2 separate regions of the Homo sapiens genome follow, and region 2 is linked to region 1. A link is a contact called in ENCODE Hi-C or POLR2A ChIA-PET data. All regions are on one chromosome and are shown on one strand. The core of a region is the stretch at or near the end of the contact, and the rest is flanking DNA. Distances in the headings are between cores, read along the strand shown. Region 1 has its middle 22 kb from the start of NEK2-DT. Region 2 overlaps LINC02608 (long intergenic non-protein coding RNA 2608).

Region 1 (4,238 bases), core at 543-3,042:
CTATGTTGCCCAGATTGGTCTCGGACTCCTGGGGTCAAGCGATTCTCCTGCCTGGGCCTCCCAAAGTGCTGGGGAGATCTGTTCATTCTTTTTTTCTTTTCTTTTCTTTTTTCTTCTTCTTCTTTCCTTCCTTCCTTCCTTCCTTCCTTCCTTCCTTCCTTCCTTCCTTCTTTCTTTCTTTTCTTATTGAGACAGGGTCTTGCTCTGTCACCCAGGCTGAAGTGCAGTGGCGCGATCTGGGCTCACTGTAATCTCTGCCTTCCAGGTTCAAGCAATTCTTCTGCCTCAGCCTCCCGAGTAGCTGGGACTACTGGTGCACGCCACCATGCCCGGCAAATTGTTGTATTTTTAGTAGAGACAGGGCTTCACCATATTGGCCAGGCTGGTCTCGAACTCCTGACCTTGTGATCCGCCCACCTCTGCCTCCCAAAGTGCTGGGATTACAGTCATGAGCCACCACACCCGGTGATCTGTTCATTCTTAATGGAAAAATGCTTGATACTTTATAAGCCAAATGGTGACACAATTGGCCCTATTTTAGTCCAACAGGGAAAAAGGCAAAAATTATACATTTCAGCAGACCTGGTACATTTGATAGCTTAAACTGACATAAAAATTGTCTTCTAAAACTAAGATAAAACAAAATGGGGATAGTGATACTTCCTCATGGAGTTGTGGGAAGGGTGGAGTGAGATTCATGTGCAAAGAGTTTGCACAGTGCCTGGCACATCAAGGACATTGATGGGTGAGAGTCCCCAGTGTTGGGACCATTGCTGGGGTGGGAGTGGCCTGTGCCTCCAGCAGGGAAGAAGGGCAGATGAGCTTTCCGGAACGTACTCCTCAGAACCTGGGTCCTAAGTCTGTTTGCACGCATGTGCCCTGCGTGTATTCTCTGCCGGGGCATTAGCGGACAGGGACCCTTCTCCACATGAAAGCACTCGGGGAATCACGGCTTGCTGAAGCCAGAGCACAAGGCGGAGATCACCTGCACCAACCCATCCTACATGGAAAGGACAGCTGAGTCCCGAGAGGGCCGTAGGGTCACAACTTCCTAGGAAGCCGGGGCTGGAGCCAGGCCCCCTGCCTGCCCTCTCTGTCGCTGTGCCCCGCTCTGTGCTCCACAGGCAGCTCCTCAGCCGCAGCGCCTTCAGTTCCATCTGGTCTAGAGGGAAGGGAGTGCGGGTCGCCCGGCCCCTGGAAGCTCACCTCTAAAGCCCCAAGGGCACCGTAGGGGAGGCTGTGTCCACAAAGGCTCCTAGGAGGAGCTTTCATGACACTTTATGAGAAAAAGTCCCACAGTCCTGCACTGAGCCTTCACCTCACCTGAGCTCTTCTCAAAGTCAAGTCATAGCGGGCGGGGGACGGGGGGCGGGGGGCGGAAACTGAAGTGCAGAGTGAAGGGCTCTGAGAAAGCACTCCCAGGCCTGGGCCAACAGGCCCCGTGGCACCTTCGGGAACATCTCTGTGCATGAAAAGCTGCAGTCTGCTGTTACTGTTTCAGTAACGGGGTCAATATTTCTATATCCGGACACTGCGCAGTCTCTAGGCCTCCCGAGGGTTTGAGTTCTCCGGAGTCCAGACTCATAAACCACACCTCCCTCCCTCTGCAAAAAAGAGCGTGCGGGTCCAGGTAGGTGAGCGGCGGCGCTGTCCCTTCAGCTCCAGGAGGGAGAGGGCGCCCCCACCTGGTTACAGGCAGCATGGCAGCGAGAGGCCAGGGCTGAACGCGGCGCAGGATCCTCTCCTGGTGGCCTTGTCCCTGGGTGCCCCTCAGAACCACCCGGGGACATCCCCAAATTACAGAAACCTGGACCCTCACCACAGACCCTGAATCAGGAAGTATGAGGTGTGCCCCAGGCATTTTAAAACAACAACAACAAGCTCTATAGAGCTTCTGATAAACACCCAAGTTGAGAACTGCAGGGTATTAAGATCAGAAATGAGGTGTCAAAAATAACTTCTAGCTAACAATAGTTAAGGTGCCAACACCTGTGAATCATTTGTCATTATATGCAAATTAGAGGCCCGTGGCAGTGGCTCACGCCTGTAATCCCAGCACTCTGGGAGGCTGAGGCAGGAGGATCACTTGAGCTCTGGAGCTTGAGACCAGTCTGGGCAACATGGTGAGACCCCGTCGCTACTAAAAATAAAAGCGAATTAGCCAGGCCTAGCAACGAGTGCCTGTAGTCCCAGCTACTGGAGAGGCTGAGGTGGGAGGATTGCTTGAGCCTGGAGGTCAAGGCTGCAGTGAGCTGTGATTGCTCCACAGCACTCCAGCCTAGGCAACACTGAGATCTTGTCTCAAAAAAAAAAAATTTCATATATATATATATATATATATATACACACACATATAAAAAATATAATGTATATATATAATATAATGTGTATATATAGAGATACACACACACACATATATATATATGTATGTATAATTAGAGCAGATATGAGGCCATTCCTCTCTTTCCCTTGCATTCTCAGAGAGAAAAGGCCTGTGTGGGGGCTCTGCTGGGTGCCCTACATGCCTGCAGCCCTCCTGAGCCTTGTTGGAGACTATCACTGATCTCTGCCCCAGTTAGGATGGTTTCAAATTGGTCTAGTCTAGTGCTTTACTGGCTTCCCAAAAGCTTTGGGCTAAGTTCAAATGGGGGACTCCCCTGGAAGTGTGCCTCAAAAGCAGATGTCATCCACACTGTGTTTCTCAGCAGGAAGTCTCCCCACCAGCACAGCTGTTCTCCACTGTGACAAGCATAGGAGCCCCCAGGGACTGTGCTGAAGAGCAGATTCTGATGAGCAGGGCCGGGTGGGGCCTGAGAGTCTGCATGTCTAATAAGCTCCCAGGGGACACCTTGTTGCTCTCCAAGGACCACATGTGAGGGTCTACACCACTTACTGACAATACTGCTCTAGCTATGACCAGCTGGAAAGGCTTCTGAAGAGGAGCTTCATAGCTAAGCTGACCAACCCTCTTGGTTTTCTTGGGGCTGAGAGGTTTGCCCAGACTTGAAACCTGGGATGGTCCCAGGGAGACCAGAATTCTTGGTTACCCTGTGCACAGCTGTGGCCCAATACAATTAGTTTAGGTAAAGCCTTGACATAGACGCCTGAGAAAGGCTCAAGAATGCTTACAAAGAAACAAACAAGGCATTGTAAATCAATCTAGTGTAGAAAAAATACTCTTAAAGCACCGAGGGAAGGTAGATTAAATTCAAGGTCATCATGAAACTGAGCTTCTTGAGAGCTGAGTTCTGAGTGGGATGGGATAGAAAAGGGATTAGGGAATGATCTAGGTTGGGATGAAGGAAAGGGCTCCCATTGCTATACATGCCCGCTTTGGTTAGCGCTGATTTCATGAAAAGCCAGGTTCATCTGAGTTGTCAGAACCTACAAATCATATTCAAGTGTGTGCTGTCATATTTGTATTAAATTCCTGTATCTATATATTTTAGGTCACTTTCTCTCCCCAAAAGCCATGGCAGTTAACCTGGCCCTAAACCTAAGTTGCCCTGGCCTCCCTGCCCAGGTGCCTTCTAGAGAATGTCACATAATGCAGTGGTTTAATGGACTTCCCTGGTGACCACAGCCCTGGTCTGGATGTGGTCCTGTCTGCCCTGCCATGTGCCATGTGACCTAGGTAGAAAGGGAGTCAGTGTCTACCTGTCTGTGCCTGTCCTCCTGCCCTTACAGGGATGGCTGAGGCATGAGGGCTCTGACAGCCCTGGAGACACACAGAACCTCACCAATATGGAAGAGTCTGGGAAAACCTTGGGGCCACCCTGAGAAGGCACTTCACAACAAAGACTGCACACAGTACTTTTTGGAGGGCAGCCATATTCTGGCCTATGGGTTTGGTTCCTAGAACTCGAAGTATGTGGGTTTCCTGAGTGTGTAAAATCCTGAGAGATGGTAATAAACCACACCCTTTGGGATGAGGTACAGAGAGCCTTCATATTTATAAAATATATGAGGCCAGGCATGGTGGCTCACACCTGTAATCCCAGCACTCTGAGAGGCCAAGGTAGAAGCATTGCTTGAGCTCACGAGTTTGAGTCCAGCCTGGGCAACATAACGAGAGCCTGCCTCTACAAAAATAAAATAAAATAAAAAGTTAGCTGGGCATGGTGGTGTGTGCCTGTGATCACAATTATTCAGGAGGCTGAAGTGGGAGGATTGCTTGAGTATAGGAGTTTGAGGCTGCAGTGAACTATGATTGCACCATTGCACTCCAGCCTGGGCAA
Region 2 (4,238 bases), core at 1,287-3,786, 540 kb before region 1:
GCGATATTTATGGTATGCTGACTTTGAACAACTATCACTACCTACTTTTCAGAAAGATAAATGTTGGGAAGAGGAATGAACATATCCCAAGCAGCATTTATGACCCAACAGCTGAAGAAGAGGAGGGGACATGGAAAAACGCTTGTGGCCTGGCCTCTGCCTTCTTGTGGAATCACATATAAGATTTCTAGGTAGGAGATTTCTATAAGGGACTGCAAGAATTATTTTCCCAGCACCCATCACAATGTCGTAACTCTCAACATTGGATCTGCAATCAGTTAAAACCCATGTTTTCCTCTCAGTAGAATAGTGACTGAAGAAGAGTGACTGGTCAGCATGACAACTTTTCTACGCTTAAGAGTTGTTACCTCCACACGAAAAGATTACAGTCCTCTCTATGTGTCAACGAGGCAAATATAACAGCCTGTCATAGTGGTGTAGAAAATGCCCTGGACTGGGCCGGGTGCAGTGGCTCACGCCTGTAATCCCAGCACTTTGGAAGGCCGAGGTGGATGGATCACCAGAGGTCAGGAGTTCGAGACCATCCTGGCTAACACAGTGAAACCCCGTCTCTACTAAAAATACAAAAGATGAGCCAGGCGTGGTGTCACATGCCTGTAGTCCCAGCGACTCAGGAGGCTGAGGCAGGAGAATCACTTGCACCCAGGAGGCAGAGGTTGCAGTGAGCCAAGATCATGCCACTGCACTCCAGCCTGGGTGACAGAGTGAGACTCCGTCTCGAAACAAAAAAAAAAGAAAAGAAAAGAAAAGAAAATTCTCTGGACTGTGTCCAAGGACCTGGATTCCAACCAAAGTTTTGCTACCGAGCACTTATAGAACTAGCTAAGCCTCTCAGTCCAGTTTCCTCATCTGTTAAATAAGGAATTGGGCTAGATGATCCCTAAAATCTCTTCCAGCTCTCGTATGCCATGGCTCTAAGGTAAATTACTAGCCTAGAATCATTCTCCACAATGAATACTATCTGCTTTCCACCAAAAACAAGGGGGAAAAAGGGAGAAAGAACAAGAAATTCAGATATTTTGTTTTCTCATATTTAAGGTGAGATGATTCTTTTTATAAAATTAAGATTATTTCTAACATCATTAGATCTTCTAAAAATAACAGGTTTATTAAATAAGAAATGTATATTTACTGTAGAAAAATGTAAATACACATAAGCAAAAAGAACTTAAATAACCTAAAATCCTTCCTATCAGAGACAGCCTCCATTAATATGTTGATGTATAAATGAAAATGTTTTTCTATACACACATATACATTTTTTCCTTCTGAAAATAGGATCAGACTATTCATTCTGTTTTTCAAGTGGATCCTGACATTTAGCAACATACTGAAAAAAATCTTTCTATGTTAATAAGTATACTTATATAGCATTGATTTCAACAGTTATATGGTAATCTGTTGTTTAGGTACATCCCCTATGGCTGGATAGTTACATTTATTTTTCACTATTAACAGTCTTATAAATATACTATGTGCAAACATGTATGTTTTTTAAGGCTTCTGAGTGCACAGCCAGCAGCAATACAGCATAAGTAGGGAGGAAGGAGCTGTCACATCCTTCTTTATAGATGCATGCACTAGGCAAGCTCCTCCTAACAATCAGATGGTTACGGGGAACCATTTGATTCCCCTATGCCATGTGACTACCACCATCCTGGTCACAACTGATTGGATTAGCATCCTTTTCTCCCCTAAAAGCAACCATCTGGGAGTGGCCCAAAGCCTATGAGGGGGCAGGAGACCCCTTCCCTGAGAGGGATTCCTACCTTGGGTGGTGGGTGGACAAACTGAGCAGATTCTCCCTCAAGTTACTGAACACAACACACACAAGAGGCCTTTAGTCAGCAAGGGCAGGAGCAGGCAACAGTGGATTCCCCACAACGTCAGAGAGGAAGGAGTCCTATCCAGTGTGGTTCCCAGAGCCGCCCTCCCTGGCTCCGGCTAGTTTAACCTGGAGGGTGAAGGGACAGCCTCCAGAGCCAGAGAACCTGGCTTTGGATCCTGGTTCCATCACTTCTTACCTAGAGGATCTCTGGTTAGTCCCTTTGCCTGTCTGACCCTGAGTTTCCTCATCTGAAAATGAGGAGATTAACACCTACTACAAAAGGTCACTGTGAAAACTAAACAAAATAATATATTAAAAAGCCTTTAGAAGAATGCCTGGTATAGAATAGGTAGTATTATGCCTCTGCTGGGAAGGTTTGTTTTACCTAGAACCACAGGAGTTTAAGGAGTGCTATAGGTCACTGATACCTGCAAGGACAAACTGGTGACTTCGGATACCCTGTTATTATTAGTTTACTCTTTAAGTGTTTTCGTCTCCTCCACCAGCTTGGCGAACTCCTTGAGGACATGGGCTTTGTTTTCTGTTCCATTTTACCCTCCACTGTGCCTTCGCAGGGTAAGCTCCTAATCTGTGATTGATTCTGCTGATTAGTGAGATTGTCTTTTCCTTGTTGAGCCAGCACAGCCAGTTTGAACCAGTGTAGTGGGCAGCTGGCCCGGCAGCCTAGCTCTCCTCCCTCCATGACAGCCTTCCAGAAGTAACTCTCCCTGGAAGGCAGGCAGAGCACAGCAGCCCTCAGCAGCAAGTGGAAGCTTTGTGTTCAACGCAGAGCCAGCCAAACTCTTGGGACTGGAAGTTGTCACCTATTGCAGTTTGCAGGCTTGAAAAAACATCCCCATCGAAGCTAACCCAGAACCTCCTACAGCATGTGCCAGGGCTGACAAAATGTAGAGGTGCAAGTCTGTTTTAGGGACTGCTTCCTTCAGGAAAGCCTGCTTCCTGAGAAGGCCTGAAGGACACGCCGTGGCTTCCCTCTCTGGTGTGTCCTGAGGCTAGAACCCCAAATAAAGGGAATGAAGTCATGAGGTCAGTGAAAGTTGTTGGTCCTTCTCACCGATTCAGTCCCTCCTGAACTTGCCTGCTGGCCTACCTAGGCCACCAAACATGGGCCTTGAATGCCTAATTGCCCAGCAGCTACCAAGACACGGTTTCACATAAGCTGGAGAGAGGCTCAGCTAAACAGGACAACTAGAGAGGAAGGAGATCCTGAGTAGCAGCAGCAAGTTTGGAGCTAAAGGTGTCAGAGCACAGGGATTCAAACTTTTTTTTTTTTTTTTAACATTCCTCTGTGCCAGGTATTAGACTGGGTGTGTTGCATAATAATATGCATAATAATAATATTAAAAGCTAAAACATAGTACACACCATCTGCCAATTACTATGCCAAGCATTTTACACATATTAACTCATTTAATCATTACCAAAAACCATTGAAGTAGGTAGTATTATTATCTCTATTTTACAGATAAAAAAACTGAGGCACAGTAATTTGTTTAAGGTCTCACAGCTACTAAATGGCACACCTGGACATGCACATAATTCTACTGTTATAATTTGAAACTGTCCCCTTTGAAACTCATGTTGAAACTCACTCTCCAGTGAAACAGTATCAGGAGGTGGGGCCTTTCAGAGGTGACTGAGTCATGAGGGCTCTGCCCTCATGATTGGATTGACTAGTCCATTCCTGGGTTAATGGATAATAGGTTATCATTGTGTGAGTGGGTTAGTTATCACAAGAGTGTGTCTGTTATAAAAAGCCAGGTTGGTTCTCTCTCATGAGCCCCCTCACCATGTGATGTCCCAAGCTGCCTTGGGACTCTGCAGAGGGTCCCCATAAGAGGAAGGCCCCGACTAGATGGAATCCTTTGTCCCTGGACTTCTCAGCCTCCAGAACTGTAAGAAATAAATTCCTTTTTTCTGCCTCAGCCTCCCAAGTAGCTGGGACTACAAGCTCCTGCCACCACACCCGGCTAATTTTTTGTATTTTTAGTAGAGATGGGGTTTCACCATGTTAGCCAGGATGGTCTTGATCTCCTGACCTCGTGATCCGCCTACCTCGGCCTCCCAAAGTGCTGGGATTACAGGCGTGAGCCACTGCGCCCAGCCAAATAAATTCCTTTAAAAAAAAAAGTACCTAGTCTCAGGGATTTAGTTATTGCAACAGAAAGCAGACTAAGACACCTACTGGAAAGCTTTTCAATTAAAGTCTAATATGATCATCTACACATGTATACATTTAATTCTCATAGTAAGTCTATAAGCTACGTTAATGTGGTCTCATTTTACAGATGAGAAAACTGATGGTCAGAGAGGTTAAATATGTTCAAGTTCCATAAGTAACAAGTGGTGAATATCATGCCAGTCCTGT

Evidence for each region. Hi-C counts contacts between places; a loop is a spot of excess contacts on that map. ChIA-PET counts read pairs that join two places held with the same protein, here RNA polymerase II (POLR2A). Pooled maps may share reads with other maps.
Region 2: a map with no recorded cell type shows a loop between it and region 1 (2.7-fold over the local background). The contact joins two enhancer-like sites. A Hi-C loop is called at or near these places in 1 of 37 single-sample maps with no recorded cell type and 3 of 50 pooled maps. POLR2A ChIA-PET finds 5 or more read pairs at or near these places in 1 of 52 experiments (HepG2).

What each region holds. Positions count from the first base shown.
Region 1 is chr1:211,696,109-211,700,346 of GRCh38, reverse strand. No RefSeq gene overlaps it. Among named protein-coding and RNA genes, the nearest start is that of NEK2-DT, 22 kb to the right of the region's middle. RefSeq lists a silencer at 1,322-1,381. Within about 2 kb of position 1,792, at least 3 of the 41 ENCODE cell types and tissues checked have a DNase peak (open chromatin) inside an H3K27ac peak, as active enhancers do.
Region 2 is chr1:212,237,094-212,241,331 of GRCh38, reverse strand. LINC02608 (long intergenic non-protein coding RNA 2608) reads left to right here. Exons shown (of 4, transcript NR_125984.1): 2 at 2,356-2,425. Among named protein-coding and RNA genes, the nearest start is that of LINC02608, 46 kb to the left of the region's middle. Within about 2 kb of position 2,536, at least 9 of the 41 ENCODE cell types and tissues checked have a DNase peak (open chromatin) inside an H3K27ac peak, as active enhancers do.